Regions from separate parts of the Homo sapiens genome. Here region 1 is linked to region 2. The links are chromatin loops, found by intact Hi-C in ENCODE. Cell type or tissue: CD4-positive, alpha-beta T cell. All regions are shown on one strand. Links, peaks and the distances in the headings refer to the core of each region. The heading gives the core; the rest is flanking DNA.

The links. A loop is a pair of places that touch in the nucleus more often than their neighbours do. Peaks named below come from ENCODE experiments on the same cell type or tissue, not always from the same donor. Only the 100,000 strongest peaks of a DNase experiment are listed, where the experiment ranks them.
Region 1: it touches region 2 in a loop (13-fold over the local background); 1 of 110 quality-filtered maps calls a loop at or near these places.

What each region holds. Positions count from the first base shown.
Region 1 is chr10:525,109-535,267 of GRCh38, reverse strand. The region is part of intron 1 of DIP2C (disco interacting protein 2 homolog C); the gene reads left to right. Among named protein-coding and RNA genes, the nearest start is that of DIP2C-AS2, 98 kb to the left of the region's middle. RefSeq lists an enhancer at 1,581-2,082. In CD4-positive, alpha-beta T cell, for the core only: no CTCF peak of the experiment used is centred there; a DNase peak (open chromatin) is centred at 4,507.
Region 2 is chr10:173,716-183,874 of GRCh38, reverse strand. ZMYND11 (zinc finger MYND-type containing 11) reads right to left here. Exons shown (of 15, transcript NM_001370100.5): 2 at 3,747-3,881. The coding sequence starts at 3,862. Among named protein-coding and RNA genes, the nearest start is that of ZMYND11, 43 kb to the right of the region's middle. In CD4-positive, alpha-beta T cell, for the core only: a CTCF peak has its summit at 5,438; no DNase peak of the experiment used is centred there.

The DNA of each region.
Region 1 (10,159 bases), core at 1,427-9,426, 350 kb before region 2:
TACCAAGGGAGGAAAGTTCAGCTCCAGCTCAGCCCACGCCTAGGGCTGTGGGTCTCTAGGGCAGGTGCCACCTTCTCCTGAACAGGCTGCGGTAGAGGAGGGTCTGGCTGTACTTGAGATGTGAGAGATGCTCTGATCCAGCATCCTGCAAACCCGGGTGCTGAAGGTTCCTTCTGTACCATCCTGCAGGGAGAGAGGGGTCAGTTCCTGCCTCCCCTCAACCCAGGCTGACTTCTTGTCTGTTGTGTACACCGAGCTCTTAAGAGTACCTATTGTTAAAAATAATCATCCAGGCCGGGCGCGGTGGCTCACGCCTGTAATCCCAGCACTTTGGGAGGCCGAGGCGGGTGGATCATGAGGTCAGGAGATCGAGACCATCCTGGCTAACAAGGTGAAACCCCGTCTCTACTAAAAATACAAAAAATTAGCCGGGCGCGGTGGCAGGCGCCTGTAGTCCCAGCTACTCGGGAGGCTGAGGCAGGAGAATGGCGTGAACCCGGGAAGCGGAGCTTGCAGTGAGCCGAGATTGCGCCACTGCAGTCCGCAGTCCGGCCTGGGCGACAGAGCGAGACTCCGTCTCAAAAAAAAAAAAAAAATAATAATCATCCAGCAGACAAACACTGTAAGATGACAGCCTGGGAGGGTAGATGGGGCTGGAAGGTAGTTTCCTGAATAACAGGGTTCAGTTTCCTGTGTTGGCGTCATTTGACCCAAGGCCCCCAGATAATTGAAATATTGTCAATCAGCAAAACACCGATGTTGTATCTTTTTTTAAAGGAATGTGCGCTAACTTCTTTCTAACAGGGACCTGACAAAAAGAGAAGGATTTCTTCACTATAAGATGAAGGTCGGGGCTGGTTGGCATTTGCCATCTGTGACTAGCAGGGACCCAGGCTGCTTCCCTCCTGCCGCCCAACTCCTGACCATCTGGCTCCTGCCTCTGTCCCCACCAGCAGGAAGAGGAGTGGGAAGGCGCCTTTTCCCCTTTAAGGGGATGAAGTGAGAGTTGCACCTCCCCGTTTCGCACGTCCCCGGGGTGATTCTCCAGCATGGGTGGGAGTTGTGTTTGGAGGCCTGAGCCCTGTGAAGCTAGGGTTGCTGTTACCTGAGCAGCAGAAGCATGGACTCTGGGAAGTGGGGTCAGGGGGCGGCCTCTGCTGCATCCGCAGGAGGGGCTCCTCGTCCCAGTTGACCATCGTCACTGCAGAAGGGGGCGTGGGCTTCATGGTCCATTGATAAATAGAACGTTCCTCTTTTTTTTTTTTTAAAGCATGTCAAACCCTAATTCCTTCAGCCTTTACTAAAGTGGCATTTTATAATTCCATGTGATTTCATTATTATACCTGCAGGAGAGAATGCTTCCTGTAAACCAGAAGTGTCTCTGAGACAGTTCTCAGCCCATTTAGAAAGTTCATTTTCCCACGGTTCAAGACGGCCTCAGGAGGGTTGAGGACACATCTGTGACACGGCCTCAGGAGGGTTGAGTAGGTGCCCGTCACTAAGCAGATACGCATTTATCTCCGTGTGCAGGGGGTGACTTTGAGTTCTGTTCTCTGTCCATGAGAAATTTCCCTGTGGACTAGTTGTGAGGGAGGTACGTGGCTTTTTTTTTTTTTTGGTAGGTATCTCTGTTAGGAAGAGCATGGGGAGGCAGGTTTGCCTAAGCTGTTCCCTACCTTTTCCCTTTAGCTTAGTAATTTTGGGGTCCTGAGATGTTTTCCCTTCACACTCCTGAACACACTGGCACTCTAAACTGTTGTAGGAGGCCATCTAACCTATTTAGAAGAATAAACTATTTGGAAGGATTTGAGCACCTTTGTCCTTGAGAGAAACAAGCCTTTGTTTAGTTTGCCCCGAGGCTGTTATGGTGCCCGGGCTGTGCGGCCTTGAGAAAGCTGTGTCCCCCTGAGCACCTGCCTGTGGAATCTGGTGGCTGTGAAGTTAATCCGGCAGCTAGATGTTCTGGAAAGCAGATTGCCTCGTAAAGTGTTGGTGGTGATGATTCTAACACGGGAATTTCAATGTGTTTTCCACCCTTCTTTCTTTCTCTCCTCATACCGGAGATGCTGCTGCATTTGACCTTAGGCTTCGTCGAGGGAGGGTCAGTTCTGACACTTTCTTAGATACTGACCTTGAATGGACAGAATTGAGATTCAGGAAAACCCTCGAGCTGTGAGAGTGTGCTGGGATCTATGTAAGTGGGGTTTATGTGGGAAACTCAGTAATAGTTTAAGAAATATCAATTCCAGGCTGGGCATAGTGGCTCACACCTGTAATCCCAGCACCTAAAGACCCTGATGCTACAAAAAATTAAGTAGGAGTGGTGGTGTGCACGTGCGGTCCCAGCTACTCGGGAGGCTGAGGCTGGAGGATCACCCAAGCCTGGGAGGTTGAGGCTGCAGTTGAACCGTGATAGCACCTCTGTACTTGTGGTGCACTGTGCCTGAGCGACAGAACAAGGACCCCCGCCACCACACACCCATACTCTCTCACACACCCATACTCTCTCACACACCCATACTCTCTCTCACACCCATACTCTCTCTCACACCCATACTCTCTCTCACACCCATACTCTCTCACACCCATACTCTCTCTCACACCCATACTCTCTCTCACACCCATACTCTCTCTCACACCCATACTCTCTCTCACACCCATACTCTCTCTCACACCCATACTCTCTCTCACACCCATACTCTCTCTCTCACCCATACTCTCTCACACCCATACTCTCTCACACACCCACACAAAATACCAATTCTAAATGGACAGAAACGAGGTCTTCTCAGTGGAAAAACATGCTGTTTTGGTTGCTCTAAGGTAGATGTTGACTCATTTGCCAGCAAGAAAATGCAGCGGCCAGTTTTGCTGGGACCACCTGTTAAGGCTACCCTGGGCCTCATGGTTTGAGAAGGGTCTGTCCAGGGGAGAGAGGGAGTGGCTTAAGGGCCTTAGAAGCCAGTTCTGGTTCAGCATGACTGCGGGGGTGGAGGTGGGGGCAGGGCTTTCCGGGACATGAGTGGGTAACTGGATGGGCTTCCAGGATGAGCCCCTGTGACTTTGGTGGGTTTACATCCATGCAATACAAATCCACAGGCTCTTACTCTAGAAGCTTCTGCCGGGGCTGATGGACTGGCCTGGGGACAGAGGGTGCTTTCTGGTTTAGGAGGGAGCACTCAGTCACTTCTAGGATTTATGGCACTAAAGGGGACTCGTCATACTTGGAACAGCAGCCATCTGCATTCTAGACTTGGTTCTGGGCGAAGTATTTTGGAGCCGGTTGGTACCCTGTGTTCTCTGTTTATCTATAAAACAAAGTTAGAGTTATAACTAGTTAAAACTTATTTTAAAAATTTTGCCACAGAATATGGTAGTTGTGCTGGAGCTGGAAGCTGCCGCGTGCTGGAGTTGCAAGCGTTGCCTGCATTGGCTGCTCCTCCCAGCGTGTCTGTGTTCTTGACACGGGCACCCGTCGAGGCAGCTGTTTGTCCGTGTTCCTCTGAGGTTCCACAGACTTCATGGTCCCGCGGCAGAGCGTATGATATCTGCTTGCATCCTGATTTCCCCACACCCCAGGACAGGCCAAGAATTCCTTACACACAACTGTAGAGGGCCCTATGGTGTGGGTTTGCCGGTGACACCGCCTTTCCCGAGCTCGGCCTTTACCTCCAGAGTTGGCTTTAGGGCGATAGACGCTTCCGTCAGACTGGGGGGCCCTGAACCTTTGGTGTTAGGAATTCGGTGAACGGCACGTATGATACCTCGATTCTTTGCATTTGTAGCAATAGTTGTTAACAACATGACCATGAGATGTACAGAGGAAGGAAAAAGGTTTTATTTTCAGAGTAACAGTCTACTTTGGGAAATGTGGTCTCGGGGGAACTGTAAGCACACGCCCCTCAGGAGGGGAGGAGACCGCGGCATTTAAACACACGGGAGTTTGTTCGCTGTGTGTGTTCATCAGGTTCGTGGAATGTCTGAACGTTTACAGGGAAAGTGGGGTTTGTTCGCTGTGTGTGCTCATCGGGATTGTGGAATGTCTGAATGTTTACGGGGAAAGTCACAGCACACACGCAGTGAGTTAACCTGTAACATCTGTGTTCACCTTGGGGCGAGCGTAACATTTGAAATGAGGTGGACTCAGCGCGTCACGACCAAAGATGAGCTGTTGGGCGCAGACGTTTATGTGCAGCCTCTGTCAACAGCCGAGACTGGCTCAGGGTCTGCAGCTTTTGGCGGGAAAGGATGCTCACGACGCCCTTCTGTCCAGTCGGGGCTGCCTGCAGGGTCCCAGGGTGGGGTGTCTGGTCGGCCGGCATCGGGAGTCTGCCAAGGTCCCGTGGGCAGCGTTCCTCTAAACCAGGCTGCTGTCTGACTGTGGAGGAGACTTCATGCTGGTTAACAAACTGTACAGGAGTTAGTGCCGTGGGGCTTTGGGGCCAACCTTCCTCCCTGTGATGCCGCTTGCATTTCTCTCTGGGCCTCATTGTAGCCACAGAGAGTCCATCTCGTCTGACAGCAGGGGGTGCCATGTTGACATAGTAATTTATTGTATTAATCAACCTTTTCATTACTATGTTAGTAACAGTCTTTTTTTTTTTTTTTTTTTTTAAGAGATAGGGTCTTGCTGTATTGCCCAGGCTAATCTTGAACTCCTGGCCTCAAGCAACCCTCCCACCTCAGCCTCCCAAAGTGCTGGGCTTACAGGCTTGAGCCACTGCACCAGCCTACAGCCATGTTTTTAAAAGTCAGCAGTTTAAAAACCCTACTCCTCTCACCCCCTCAAGCAGGCTGGTTGGCCTTGTACAAACTGGGGTGTCACGACCTTGGCCCCCCTTTTATTTTTCCCTTTCTTTGGCCTCAAGTTCTGATAAGAACAGCAGTTACAAAATGGGCATTAGGTGATTCTTCCATTAATAAAGCCAGAATTCTCATCAGTTAGAGATGTTTGTCCCCAGGAGTCCAGAAAGCTGTTTTGAATCAAGCCCATAGCAAATAAGGAACAAAACCCTTGGTCCTCTGCTTAATATCTGGGAAATGTGTTAGTTGCTGACACCCTTTGATCTGTGCTCACGTGCTGCATCTCCTCACGGGAAGCAAAGTCGCCCTGTGGAATAAAGCCCGGCTCACGGTGGCATGTCCGGGATGCTCCGGGCTGTCAGTCACTTAGACGGCGGCAGGCGTGGAGACTCGGCATCGTGTGCAGAGCTCGGGCAACCGGAGTGCATCCACCTTAGAGACCACACAGCCGGTCGGCAAGGTGGACGTCCAGGCAGATGGCCTGATGGGCCCGCCACGTGGTGGCGAATTAGGAATTTGTTAGCAAAGAAATGAAACTTGCCTGTTGGTCCCAGCTTCTTTGGGAGGCTGAGGCAGGAGGATTGCTTGAGCCAGAAAGTCAAGGCCGCGATGAGCCATGATCGCAATACTGCACTCCGGCCTGGGTGACAGAGTGAGACTCCACCTAAAAAAATAAAAGCAAGCTAAACCTTTCCATAGCAGGAGGGGAGAATTTATCAAAGTAACTGCAACAAAAATCTTAGATGATGTAATTTCAGTGGCTAAGTGAGCTATCCAGCCCATGTGGCTGGCTCACAAAGATGCAACGGAGCCAGGTGCTGCTGCAGCTGCCCTCCCACCCTGATCGTTTGTGGATGTTTTCTGTTTTACGGTGTTTAGGATCTGTCTCCTGTCTTTTCTGTTTTCCCATATCTCCCTTTTGGATACATAGCTCACTACTTTATGGCTAAGCAACAGTAAAATAGGTTGTCTATTTTGAGAACTAACTTTTGTGTCTTTTAAGGACGGAAAACGAAGCAGGTGACAGGAGCATGGCAACGTGGTGAATAGATTTAGTTGAATATTTAAATACTTGGCACCACTCTGATCCCTTCTTCCTCTCTCAAGCTTAATTACAGCCGCTGCCTTCTAGGACAGAGCACTTTCAGCTCTGTGAGTAGGAATTAAACATTTTCTAAATCAGAAGTTTTAGTTAAGCAGTATTTTACGTGAATACCCAGTCCATAAGTGCTCACTGTACTGGTGTGTGGTATAGAGGAAGACCGGGTCTATGGTGCAGTGTCCCAGTTCCCATCTATGAGATGGGGGCCATGAGATGGCCTAGAAGAATGTTCAGATTGTGGGATTGAACGGATCTGCCCCACTCCTGGGAGCCTCGAGTCTAACTCGACTTGGGCAGGTTCTAGGGAGATGCCGGCAGCGCCGTCCTCACAGGTCACTGGGAGGGGTTCTGGCACCATCCCCGTCAGGTGTCTCATGATCAGCTCAGCTTGCCCATCTCAGAAGCTGCTGGTAGTGTTCTCGTTCCTGTTGTTTCTTGCGTGTTATTTAGGTTCTGTTCATGTGGGGACCTAGGAAGTTCCACAGTGAGAGGAGAGCTGCTGAGTCGCCTTCCTGCCTGGACGCCAGCCCCACGGAGGATGGTAACTGCTTGAGGTTGGCTTCTGCCCCCGGCCTCACCTGTGGAAGCACTGATGCAGTGGTACTTTGCAAGCTCCTGGGGCACACTGCACCGTTGTATGGATCCACAGGATACTGTGGTATCCAAGCACGTGCTCCCGGAGGAGAGGACCCTACAGGTGCTGATGCTGGGAGTCGGCAGAGAGTCCAGCGAGTGAGACTCACTGTGACGTGCACAGCTGCCATCTGCACAGCGCCTCCTGAGTCCAAGATGGTTGTGTGATAAGTGCACAAAGCGCATCTCCAGCAAAAAGCCACTAAGTGTCCACATCCGGGATATCCACCACTATGGCTTTTTGGTGTTAATAAGATGAATGTGAGTAGCAAGTGGTCTGCGTTCTGGGGGAGCAGCGGGCGGTCTGCGTTCTGGGGGAGCAGTGGGCGGTCTGCGTTCTGGGGGAGCTGCGGGCGGTCTGCGTTCTGGGTGGGCAGCGGGCGGTCTGCTTTCTGGGGGAGCTGTGGGCGGTCTGCATTCTGGGTGGGCAGCAGGCAGTCTATGTTCTGGGTGTGCGTGACGGTGCCACTGCGTTTTTGTTTTTATGTCTTGGTGAAAGGCATGAATGGCTCCTGACTAGGGTAGGTAAGGATGCTGTGACCAGGGACTCTGCAGTATTGTAGCTTGAGGAACCAAGGAGGTTTTCTCTCTCGCAAACCCTTCAGGGGGGATGTTCCAGGCTGGTGACTGCTCCATGAGGTATTCAGGGATCCAGGTTCCTTCCAGACACCTGCCCTACATTCCCAAGGACACGACTGTCCTTGCTGTGGTTGGGGCTGGGTGATTGCCATGCTGGCGGGGGAGGCTTAGGGTGAGAGTGGCCATCATTTACCTAATCTACATAATTACGTGGAGCTGGGAGTAAAGTGTAGCCGTGGCCTGGAGGATGGACGATGGATGTTGGTGAACAACTGGCTGCACTCACCGCAGCTGGCCCAGGGACGGGAAGGATGGCTGATTATGCCATTCAGCGGTACCTGGTTCTTTCACATTTGACTTTCTTATGGATTTTCTGTTGTACAGAGGAGAGAGCCTGTGGTTCTAGGCCAACCATCTCACTCATCTCATAACATCTTGTATCCCTTAGCCAACATTTATGTCAAGTTTTAGAAGTCCTACAAACTGGCAAGCATTTCTCAATCTGGTGTAACCACTGGATTTTATATCTGTGTCTGCATCTGTATTTACATCTCTGGTTATTTGACACTCTGTAGTACATTTGTAATCGGTTCCATTTGGTGGAAGTTACTTTCAACAAACTCTTGCTGCTACTTGAATTTTCAAGGTTGCAAGTAGAAATGAGGGAATAAACACCACATCTTTTTGCTCTAATTTTAAAATTTGTTGTTCCCCAAATCACACCATAAGTACAAATATTAAAAATTACAAAAGCAGCGGCTGAAGTCAAGGTTAAGGCATTTCTGGGTGATTTTAGCTAATCAGCAATATTTGCTGAGGTGTGTGGAGCAGAACAACATGCCAAGAAGCCCAGAAGCGGGGAGGGTCGGGAGGCCAGGCCATGACTTCAGAGGTGCTGTTTTGTGAGGGAGAGGAGCTAGATGCAGAGATGATAAACAGCTGCAGATGCACCCACTGCCGCACTTCGCACGGTACGGGGCCTTTGTGAGCTGAGTTATGAACCGGGTGAAGGCTGTGCAGGCGTCGGAGAATCCAGGCCAGATGCGATGGGTGGAGGCTGGGTAGAGGTGAGGAGCCAGACAGCCTCACTGAATGTGTGGTGGCTCACTGCAGACAGCTGTCCCCCAGGACGGCTGCCCTTACCCTGTCCGCCTCCACCTACTGAGGCCTATAGGTGTCGCAAGTGTGTGGTTTCTAAACAGACTTGGATGAGTTGCTTGCTGCCTGATGCACCTGGACAGGCGGAGGGCTGGTTATCCATGATGGCACCAGGGACTCTGCCGGGGACTGGCAGGACAGAGCCTCAGAGCACGGCACCAGTTCCCTGGGAGAAGATGGTGCTGGCGGGACGGAGGAAAGAAGAGGCACACAGTGCTGAGGCATGAATGCCAGTTTGCTCTTAGACATGACACAAATGCCTTCCGGAAGTTTCCACATAGGCGCAGTTAAAGCCACCAGTGTGGACGAGTCCTTAGATCAGGAGACCCAGAACATATGTGTATTTGAGATCCTTCACGTGCTGCCATCTCTTCAAAGAGGACCACAAGGTCGTCTCTAGTAATGTAAAACTAACATAAAAGAATTTTTTATTAAATGCCACGGATTTTTTTTTTTTTTTTTGGTGGGGTAGGGCTGGTGTGTGACAGAAAAACAGCGGATACGGTGACACAGCTGGTGGGTGTTGGTTCTGGGCCCCAGCTGTGCAGCTGTATGAATAGAAATTAGTCTCTACAGTGGTATGAACCTAAACACCTGGATTACATGTTTTCATGTATTTAACATAAATAAATGCACACATTTATATGCTAAACACACATTTTTCTAAATTTTATGTAATAAAATTCACACCTTCAAGTATTTAGCATAGAAACAGCTGTGCAGCATCTCCCTGCCCACAGCCACTTGGACGTTCAGAGTGGAAACCACGCGGCTGTGGGCTTTGTGAGTGGTGAGCCGTGCACAGGTGTGCTGCATTTGCTGTGTCTGCTGATGTGAGCCCCGGTCGGTCCTGTTTCAGGTGGACGCTTTCCTTTGTAATTCCCTTCTCTCATTCTAAGTTCAGTAAACTTGGGACCGATGGTGAGTGTAGGCACAGAGGAGCGCAGCATCGGCAATTAAGGAAAATCCACGCCAGGCGTTGCAGAAGGAGGTGGTGTGCGGGGGTTCCACTGCCTGTGTGAGCCATGACTGGTGAGGGCCTCTGGGCAGCAGCTCACCTGGGCTACTTGGAAATGCAGATTCCTGGGCACAGACCTGCTGGGACAAAACCTGAGAGGCCCTGGGTTGACTACCCTCCAGGGATTCCATCCAGGCTTGGCCATCATGTCTCTTGGCAGGTCACTCAGGCCCGGCTGTCTCATTGAGATGCCTGGCCATCGCAGGGTTAGCTGAGTCACCTGCACAGCTGGTGTGGGTGTGCTGATGGGTGTACGGGGCTGGCCTGTCTTCCTTTCTCCACCTACGAAGCATTCAAAGGCCTGTTATCCTACCCTGTTCTCTCCCTGTCCTCAGTGGGCAAGCAGGAGGTTCATTTTCACTTGCAGATGAGGAAAATTCTGAAGTCTTGTAAAGCAGCCAAGATCATATTCAGAATCTTCTTTGTTCCAATCAGCTCGAATTTTTACAGTTAGAAAGACTTTTCCTCAAACACTTTGTATTTGTTCTGTATGAGAAGTGCCGTAGACTTTGCTGTTGTTTTACTAATTAGTATCTGTACTGTGTTCTGCTGTCCATCACAAATGTATGTATTTTCATTCTGAGATACGCTGAGTCTCAGCCTTTGCAATCCAGAGGGATTTCATGTGTGTTCATAAAAGCTTCTATCAGAAACCACATTCCGAATAGCTGTGGACATACAACCTGCTTGTGACTTGGAAATTGCTGAAGTCAAATTCTATCTCGGTTTGAGGCGTTAGGAGCTTTAGAAATTTTGAAATTATAAAATGAAAATGTGATAAAATTAAGTACATTTAAACAAAAGAGATATGCTGTGGGTTTTAAGGGCTGTGATGCATTTAAGAATGCTTTTCTGTATTTTAGATT
Region 2 (10,159 bases), core at 831-8,830:
ATATGTACAAGAAGATCCTGAAACATCTTGTTCATAACAAGCAGAAAGTAGTTCAGGAGCCAGCACTGCACAGGCTCCAACTGGTCAAAGATAGCATCAATAAGGGGTATGTCGAAAATGGACTGAAATATATGAAATGTAATTAAATGCATGAATTCCAAAGGGCAATTTGTTTTTAAATCTAATTGGTTACCATTAAAGGATCCTATTTTTAAAACTGCTAAATACATAAAGAGAATGAATTATTCTACTTTTCCCATATGAACCATACCACATGGTAACCAAATAGCAGAGGATGGGAAGCTATGTCCTTATAGAAGCAGTCCAGTTAGAAAAGGAAAGATAGATTGGATGATTATCATTTGGCAGTCCTTAATGAGTTCCTGGATCTAGCGTCAATTGCTATGTACATCACAAAATGAGAAACAACTGACATCATGTGTGTCCTGATGGTAGAACATACCACTCCCAGGGAATAGTCTTGCCCCCTCCCCCAAGCCACCAGATGCAGCTATCAATCTCCATGAAATAAAAAGGACTGAGCAACAGGTTAAACTAGACTACAGGGATGCAATCAGCAAAAGCCGGACTATGGAAAAATCACAACCAATGGCCAGGTTTCTTCAATCAGTTCCAAAAAAAAAAAAAAACCAACAACAAAAAAGAAGAGAAACCTAGAGATTAAAAGAACAAAAGCAAGCACAACTAAACCATTATACAGAAGTAAACTAGAGTGTTTAGGGTGTACCAGGCTAAGAGCCAGTCACCCCAAAGCCCACAACTTTTAATGCTTGACAAAAACCGTGTAGCTTTTTTTATAATGGCGTCACTCATCAGTCAAAATAAGAAATGAAACTTAATGACTAACATGCATTCTTGACAGTAACCCTACTACAGCCTTCAGTACCTTAAGATATCTGCAAAGTTTAAAAGATTATCTTTATGTTCGGACTTGACTAAGCAGAGCGACTTGATTGAAAATGAATCTAAGGCTTGAAAAGTATTTACCTACCGAGAGTACAGAATAGGAGTATTAGGCTTTAGAGCAAAAGATCTGACTTCCTGCCATAATGCAATGCTACTTCCTAACTTACCTTAGGCAAGTTTAATAAACAAGGAAATTAATATTAGCCAAGAAGCAAAGGCACTGGCCGGGTTAGGCAATTTTCTAGACAGTTCTTTCTTGGAGCTGTCTAGCAGGGAAACAATGACAAATGTGATTAATGTTATGAAGGAAGTACAGGATGCTCTGATGTGAGCTACATAATAAAAATAAACATGGCATACCTCTCAGATGAGATGAGGAAGAGGAAACACTTGGGACCCAGTCTTAAGCACTTAACCTCTGATTCTTTCTTTTTCTTTTTCATCTTTAGATGAGACTAATAAAAACCAAGACTATCTGGTAGGTAAATAAATTTATTCATATTTAATTGTAAAACTATGGACCTTACAACATGAAGAAAAATAAGCCTTGGCATCAGTTAAGGCTATGCTGATGAAGAAAGGAGAGAAAAGAATGCTTATCAATAATACATAATGCAAAATGAGATGCAGGCAATCCTGTTAATCTCCATGTCTTTTACTACAGTTTAACATGTGTATACATGTACACACACGTGTTGTAATAATCCAACAGGTATCTGCCACCCATTACTGTGGGAGTTAATTATCTTACTCCCAGATTAGAAGGTGGTCACAATCTAACAGCAACATTCACACTGGGAGATTCTGATAGCTGCTTAGAGAAATGTCCCTAAAGCTTCTAGAGAAACATGCTACAGATGAACAAAGGTCATCTGAAAAACTGAAACGGCTGTCATGTTTACATGATTTTAATTTAAAAAGCTGAATCCAAAGAAAACCTTATTTTATTTAAACATTCTTCTCTAAGCAATTTTTATGTAAAGGATGGTTTTTTAAAAATCTCAACCATAAGAAAATACTGTTTTGTACTCTGAGTTTTTTTAAAATGTTTTACATCAACATCATTTGCATGTAGTTATCATACCCCAAATTATGTGCTTTATTTAAAAGCATAATAATTAAAATAATGTACTATTTATTTTATTCTTATTGTTCACATAGTATTATCTTTTTTTTCTTCTACTATCTTATAGGAGCAAGGAGTTGTACATAGCTTTAAAATACCACAAAGGCGAGTACAGAATTGGAGCCACATATATCCTCACCCCTTCTCTATCTCCTTTTTTCTTCCCTCTTAAGTAGCCTTTGGGTTTCTTTGTTGGTTTGTTGTGAGACAGGGGTCTCACTGTTACCCAGGTTGGAGTGCAGTGGCCTTTCCTCGGCTCACTGCAACCTCTGCCTCCCAGGCTCAAGTGATTCTCCCACCTCAGCCTCCTGAGTGGTTGGGACCACAGGTGTGCACCACCACACCAGGCTAATTTTTGTATCTTTGGCAGAGACAGGGTTTCACCATGTTGGCCAGGCTGGTCTCAAACTCCTGAGCTCAGGCGATCCACCAGCCTTGGCCTGCTGAAGTGCTGGGATTACAGGCGTGAGCCACTGAGCCCATCGTTAAGTAGCCTTTGTAATCTTCTTCACCAGCATACAGGGAAAGGACAAAAATACATGGAACTCAATATATTACTTATTAATAAAGGCCAAAAAAAGCATTTATTTAAGTGAGTTTTGTAAATTACTCCCATTCTCCATTTCTACCCATAGCATCTAAAGAATGTGAAAAGTATCAAGAAATTTTCTCTAAATTATTTTTAAAATTCCAAACACTTAAAAAAGATAAATTTAGCTTTATATCTTTAAGAATACCCAGAGAAACAAAACAAAACCAAGTTCCTAATTGAAGACTCCCTTATAATTAGCATACAACATGTAAATAGAAGCTTCATAAGGTACTTTGATTTTTTTTTTTGGTATCCTGAATCTGTCTACCCATATAAATAGCATGAGAAACTAGGGGATGGGGGTGGACAATTTTCTTCTTTAAAACTGAATGTTTATTTAACATGATTTCTAAAATACAGAAGGAAATTGTTAAAAATTCTGTTAGTGGGCTATAAAGTAGTAAGATGTTTCTTACTACACATACCATGCCTATCCTATGTTAAAATTAGTAATAAACAGTAGACTGTTTTTAGATAGCTTCGCTACATAAAAGTGATTCACTAAAGGTGTTTTTAATAAAAGAATCTCTGGCCAGGTGCAGTGGCTCACGCCTGTAAATCCCAGCACTTTGGGACGCCAAGGCGGGCGAATCACGAGGTCAGGAGTTTGAGATCAGCCTGGCCAACATGGTGAAACCCTCTCTCTACTAAAAATACAAAAAATTAGCTGGGCGTGGTGGCGGGTGCCTGTAATCCCAGCTACTTGGGAGGCTGAGGCTGGAGAATCACTTGAACCCGGGAAGCGGAGGTTGCCATGAGCTGAGATCGGGTCACCACACTCCAGCCTGGGCAACAGAATGAGACTCCGTCTCAAAATAAATAAATCAATAAATAGAGTTAAAAATTTGGTTAACTAAAAAACTATTATAAATAGTATATAGTGATATTTTCCTTATCTAATTTTTCTATGAAACTTCTAAACACAAGTTGTTTGTGTATGTTTCTGTGTTTGTTTTTCTAATAATACTCCTGCAAAGCAAAAAGTGTCTTCAGTTCTTTGTAATATATGTTGATTAGCATAACAGATAAAATTTTTTTTGGCCTTTCCCCCAAAGTCTTCTACGACATTTTACAGAGATATTTGTGTTTAAATTTACTTACTTTGTAATACGGTCAATGTTGGCAATCTGCTTCTGGTTCCGTATAATCTCAATGGCTGCCCAAAGATGCTGGATAGCTTTTGTATCCGCCTGTCGTCTTTTTGTTAAACGTGCCATGACCTGTTTACTTCTTTAGCTGCAGTAATAAACAAAAACATAAGGGAAAAAAACAGATTACAAAATGAATTATCAGTATAAGTGAGTAACATTATCAGGACCTCTCAACTATTGATTATACTTAGTATGTAGTATTGCCCACTTTCTATTTTTTTCTACCATCCACATCACCAGTTACTTCATATAAAGTATCATTCATTTCATTACATCATGAAGAATGACATTCTAAAAGCCAAAAAGTTAAAAAGGTTATCCCAGGAAGGATAAGTGGTCACTTCATACCAATATACTTTCAGAAAATGCATTTAAGTTTATTCTAAAACACAGAAATACTCCAAGATAAAACTTCATTTGTTGACATCGCGTTGTTTGTAATTTGATCAATACAAAATGGAATTTAAATATTCTAATTGGCACTTTAGTTTATTATAATCATGGCTTAAAAATCAAATTTTATATACATACATAGATATATGAAAACAATATTATTTTAAATCAAACCATGAACATTAAATATAAGAAAGTTACTCCTGGAATGAGATGTGAAAGGTTGAGGGACAGAACACTAGAAGGTCACAAATTATGAAGAATGGTAACATTCTTGGATTAGGTGTAAGTTTTGGGGGTATTTATTACACTATTAGGAAACAGCATTGTTATTTTACTCAAATTTTAGTATTCCAGATGAATTGAAGAAAACTGCCACCACACCTCCCACCTCCCAATAATTTTCCTGCTGTCTCCTGGCAAGATGGGGAAAGAAAAGAGGTTAAACCCTGGATGTCCGGAGAGCAGTGGTATCACAGAGAGGATTCTCTTAACTCAGCATGGAGAGACGTGCTTGTAGGAATCTGGTAAGCGTTTGTCATGAATCCTAGCATTGGGGACGCACTGAAACATCTCTCTAGATCATACATGTTATCATGCTGAGTTTAAAATCTAGGTTCTTAAATATACAGTGAACATTAAGCCTTCTGAGATTGCTGAAATCTCCTTGACCTGCCCTTTCCTATCTTTTAAGTTTAGAGAATGAGGGAGGGAAGCACTTTGCTGTGTTCCATGACTGGCCAAGACAGCCACAGGAATCTCCTTTTTCTCTACCTCTGTGTTTCTTCACAGCCTACTCAGTTCCCCTCCTTTCTCAGGCAAACACAAATAAACTATATAGTTGCTATCAAAACCTGAGAAAACTGGGTCAGTCAGGCTCCTAAAATAAGATGTCTTTCAGAATTACACCACCATCAGAATACATTTTGAACATGTTTAAAGGTATTCCTGAATATTCTCACACTATTACTTCTAATAGTTCCAAGCTGCTCCACAGAGCAAATAATTCAAAAACAATACCAGTATTCAAGTTCTAAAGAAAACTTTAGGAAAATCAGTTAGTTCTGTATAAATTTATACATAATGAAAATATAAAAATTATAACTTAGGAACACTTCCATTTTAGACAGTAATCACTTTTAAATGTACAAAAATTTATCTGTTTAAGTGCACTTGTGTTGGAGCACCAACTTTCAGAATCCAATATGCCTTAATGGAAGGAATTCATTGGTAAGGATTTAACATATGTCAGAAAGTGACATCTAATGGTGAACTGTAATAATACAACTCAATCCTGTGAGATTATATAAATACTCAGATAAATGAACAAAGTTTCACTCATTCTTACATAGTTAAAAATATATACAGGTGTCCACTTTATCTAAGGCACTGTGCTAGACACAATGAAGTAGTTAAAACTGTATAAACGGCGACCCTTGCCAAGAAAATAATCTAAAACTGGCAGAGGAAATTTGACATATACATGGAACTAACTGTAAGGTCATATATGACATATAAATGGTCCACAATATGTGCTATAAAAATTCAGACAAGGGAGACACTACTTCTCGCTGAGGTAAAATTTCAGCAGAAAGAGATGAGGAACTCTGCAAAATGGTAAATATGTAGGAAAATGTAAAAGCCAATTTTTCCCTTTCTTAATTTCTTTAAAAGATAATTGGCAGTTTAAAGCAAAGATAAAAATAATTGATAGATGTCATTAGGCTTATAACACACGTAGAAATAAAATATATAACAACCAAAGCACAAAGGAAGGGAAGTGGGAGTAAGCAGAAATATATTATTATAAATTTCCTATATTTTACGCAAGTAGTAGTATATTAATTCAAGGGAGGCTATTGTAAATTAAGGATGCATATTATAATTTCTAGAGCAAACACTGAAGAATAATACATATAGGTATAGGTAACAAGTCAACTTGTAAATTTTTTTTCACAATTCATGATATGTAAGAATATGAATAATTTGCTCAGAACTATAAAAAATACAGCAAAGCTGTAAAATGTAAAATGTTAAATTTAACAGCAAAGCTAACATTTTAAAATAATACCATAATAAATAGTAAATGTAACTATTTATATAACATAACCAGAAGAATGTAGTGGGGACTAAGTAGCAGAAACTCTAAAAGTGATGTCACAGATTCCCAGAAATGATTAAAATCAAGATTAAAGAATGAAGCAATGCTACATCTCAGAAAAACAGGTGTGAAGTTAAAAATCAAAGATTTTGAGAACTACCTGAATCAAGTCACAGAAAATAAACATACCTTGTAATACAGGTACACTATAAGGAGGATGATCATTAGTTATAAGAGCCCACGTAGAACATTGCAAAAAATGCCAGGGAAAGACAAATCCAAGTGAGAGAAATACAATGAAGTTTGAGGCATATTACAAAGGTACCAAAAACAACTTGACCCATGGAGGCAAGATCTCTTTAAAGTGCAACCATAAATTATCCTTTCTTATGAAATCTAAATTCATTCACTCATTTAACATATAATTCATATATGCGTGTTACACACCAGGTGCTCTTCTATGCTCTAGGGATATAGCAATAAGCAAAACGGACAAAAATCCTTCTCTCATCCAGTACATGACTAGTGATGTGACTAGATATAAGAAAAGAACAGCAATTTGAGTGTTCATCAATAAAAAGAAAGTCTTAGAATCCTGGGTACAGAGAGCTGATTACTTAAGGTCCTTGTTGATATGGCCAAACCAAATCTTACAGTCCATCCTTATCTGAGTGCACATTGCATTACTGCTCACAGTTCCCAATTATGCTCCCAAACTTCACACCTCCATCTCTTTGTTTATGCAGTTCTCTCTCCCTGGAATGTTCTCCCCTGCCCCTTACCAATTATTAAAAATTTCCCTATCCTTTCTAGGATCTACTTTAATGCAATTTTCCCTGACCAGGCTTTTCTCCTGGAATCAAACCAAATAAAACTCAATTGTCCTCTGTATTCTAATATCAATTTGTTTATACATCTCTTACAAATGTATTGCTTTTGTACAAAAGTATTTTGTACAAAATTCCTCAAAAGAATTGTTTTAATTCAACTAAGATACGTCTTATTCATTTTTATAACTCATGTTTTTCAAGGTGCCTAGCAATTTTGAACATACTAAACCTTCAATATAAAATTATTAAATTCACTTTTTTTCAGCTGTTATGTAAATAACAAGAGCCCAGAGTGAACCTTCATTTATGTTTTATCAAAGATTGAGACATCAAAAAGAAAGAACAGAAGACTCTTTGTAGAGATCATTAATACAGTCTTCAATCTTTGTTCTGCTCCAACACATTTGAGGAATATTACAGGCTCCTTTTGGTAAAAGTAGACCATGATTCTCAAGAAGCCTGTAGTTAAAAAAAAAAATAAAAAGTAGCAAAAACTTCTGAGTAACTTTAATAAGCCCCTAGGTGATACTGATATTCTCTATCCCAACAAATCCAGATGTACTGCAATCTCCTCAGTCTACAGAAGTGTCACTTTATATCCACACTACTTCTACACAAACTGGGGTGAGGGCAAAAGGGAGAATAAAGGAGAAAACACGTCAGAAAAAAACTTAAGAATAAGCAAAATTAAACAAGAAGTTGCTTGGTGATATATACATATTTGTGAAAACTGCTTTAAGGAAACGATAAACACAATAGTTAACAAGAACAGTTGAGGGTGCAGGGAAGAGAGATGGAGGAGCACAGTGTGAAAATTCAAAACACCAAATAGGTTCGATTTTTACTTCTGGTGGTAGGTTCAGGTTTTTTATCAGTATACTGCATAAAATGTTTTCAAATATTTGCATCAAATATTATTACTTTTCCCCAAAGTGTATTAGCACTTTTAAATTATTTTTCATTGTCTATTCATACCATTTTCCCATTTATATATTAATTTTTATATTAGGTTTATCCATACAATGCTTTTCTCTTTGCCTCTTAATAAACACTAAATACAATTTTACTGAAATCTAGCTATGTATTCCTTTATCATTGCTTTTGTGATCAGAAGTCCTTCTACACTCAAATCAGAAAAATACGCAATTATATTTTGTAGTTTTTTATTTTTGTTTTTTATTTTTTGAGGCGGAGTTTCGCTCTTGTCACCCAGGCTGGAGTGCAATGGTGTGATTTCGGCTCACTGCAACCTCCACCTCCCAGGTTCAAGTGATTCTCCTGCATCAGCCTCCCGTTGTAGCTAGGATTACAGGCGTGCGCCACCACAGCTGGGTAATTTTTGTATTTTTAGTAGAGATGGGGTTTCGCCATGTTGGCCAGGCTGGTCTTGAACTCCTGACCTCAGGTGATCCGCCCACCTAGGCCTCGCAAAGTGCTGGGGAGAATTACTTTTTTAAAATTATGATTAGTAAACTTTATTTTTTAGAGCAATTTTAAGTTCACAGCAAAATTGAGTGGAAAATACAGAGCTCCCACATACTCCCTGGCCCCACAAATGCACATGCACAGCCTCCCCTATTATCAACATCCCACACCAGAGCAATACATTTGTTAAAAATCAACAAACCTACACTGACATATCATTATGACCCAAGGTCCACAGTATACATTAGGGTTCACTCTTGGTGTTGTACATTCCATGGGTTCTGACCAACGTATGAATGACAAGCATGTGCCACTGTAGTGCCCATGGGTTCTGACCAACGTATGAATGACAAGCATGTGCCACTGTAGTGCCCATGGGTTCTGACCAATGTATGAATGACAAGCATGTGCCACTGTAGTGCCCATGGGTTCTGACCAATGTATGAATGACAAGCATGTGCCACTGTAGTGCCCATGGGTTCTGACCAATGTATGAATGACAAGCATGTGCCACTGTAGTGCCCGTGAGTTTTGACCAATGTATGAATGACAAGCATGTGCCACTGTAGTGCCCTTGGGTTTTGACCAATGTATGAATGACAAGCATGTGCCACTGTAGTACTCATGGGTTTTGACCAATGTATGAATGACAAGCACGTGCCACTGTAATGCCCATGGGTTTTGACTAATGTATGAATGACAAGCACGTGCCACTGTAGTACTCATGGGTTTTGACCAATGTATGAATGACAAGCATGTGCCACTGTAATGCCCATGGGTTTTGACTAATGTATGAATGACAAGCACGTGCCACTGTAGTGCACATGGGTTTTGACCAATGTATGAATGACAAGCATGTGCCACGGTAGTGCCCATACAGAATAGTTCCACTGAATTAAAAATTGTCTGTGCTCCACCTATTCATCCCTTCCTTCCCTAACCCTTGGCAACCACTGGTCTTTTTACTACTGTCTCCACAGTTTTGCCTTTTCCAAGATGTCACACAGTTGGAATCATACAGTATGTGGCCTTTTCAGGTTGGCCTCCTTCACTTAGTAATATGCATTAAGTTTCCTCCATAGCTTTTTATGGCATGATAGACTGTTACTTTTTAGTACTGAATAACATTCCACTGGCTGCATATAACACAGTTCATCCATTCACCTACTCGAGGAAAGGTTGCTTCTAAGTTTTGGCAATCAAAACAAAGCTGCTATAAACATCCATGTGCATGTTTTTATGTGCACATAAGTTTTCAATTCATAAGGGTAAATACCAAGGAGTGTAGCTGCTGGTTCGTACGGTTAGAAAATGTTCAGTTGTATAACAACCTGCCAAACTGTCTTCCCAAGTGACCGGACCATTTTGCACTTCCACCAGCAATGACTGAGCGCTTCTATTGTTCCACATCCTCATCAACATTTGGTATTGTCAGTGTTTTGGATCTGAGCCATTCTTATAAGTATGTGGTAATACCTCATTGATGTTTTAATTTTTAATTCCCTAATGATATATGATATTGAATGTATTTTCATATGTTTATGTGTCATCTGTATTTCTTTGGTGAGGTGTCCAGCCAGGTCTTTTGCCCTTAAAAAAATTTTTTTTTTAGTA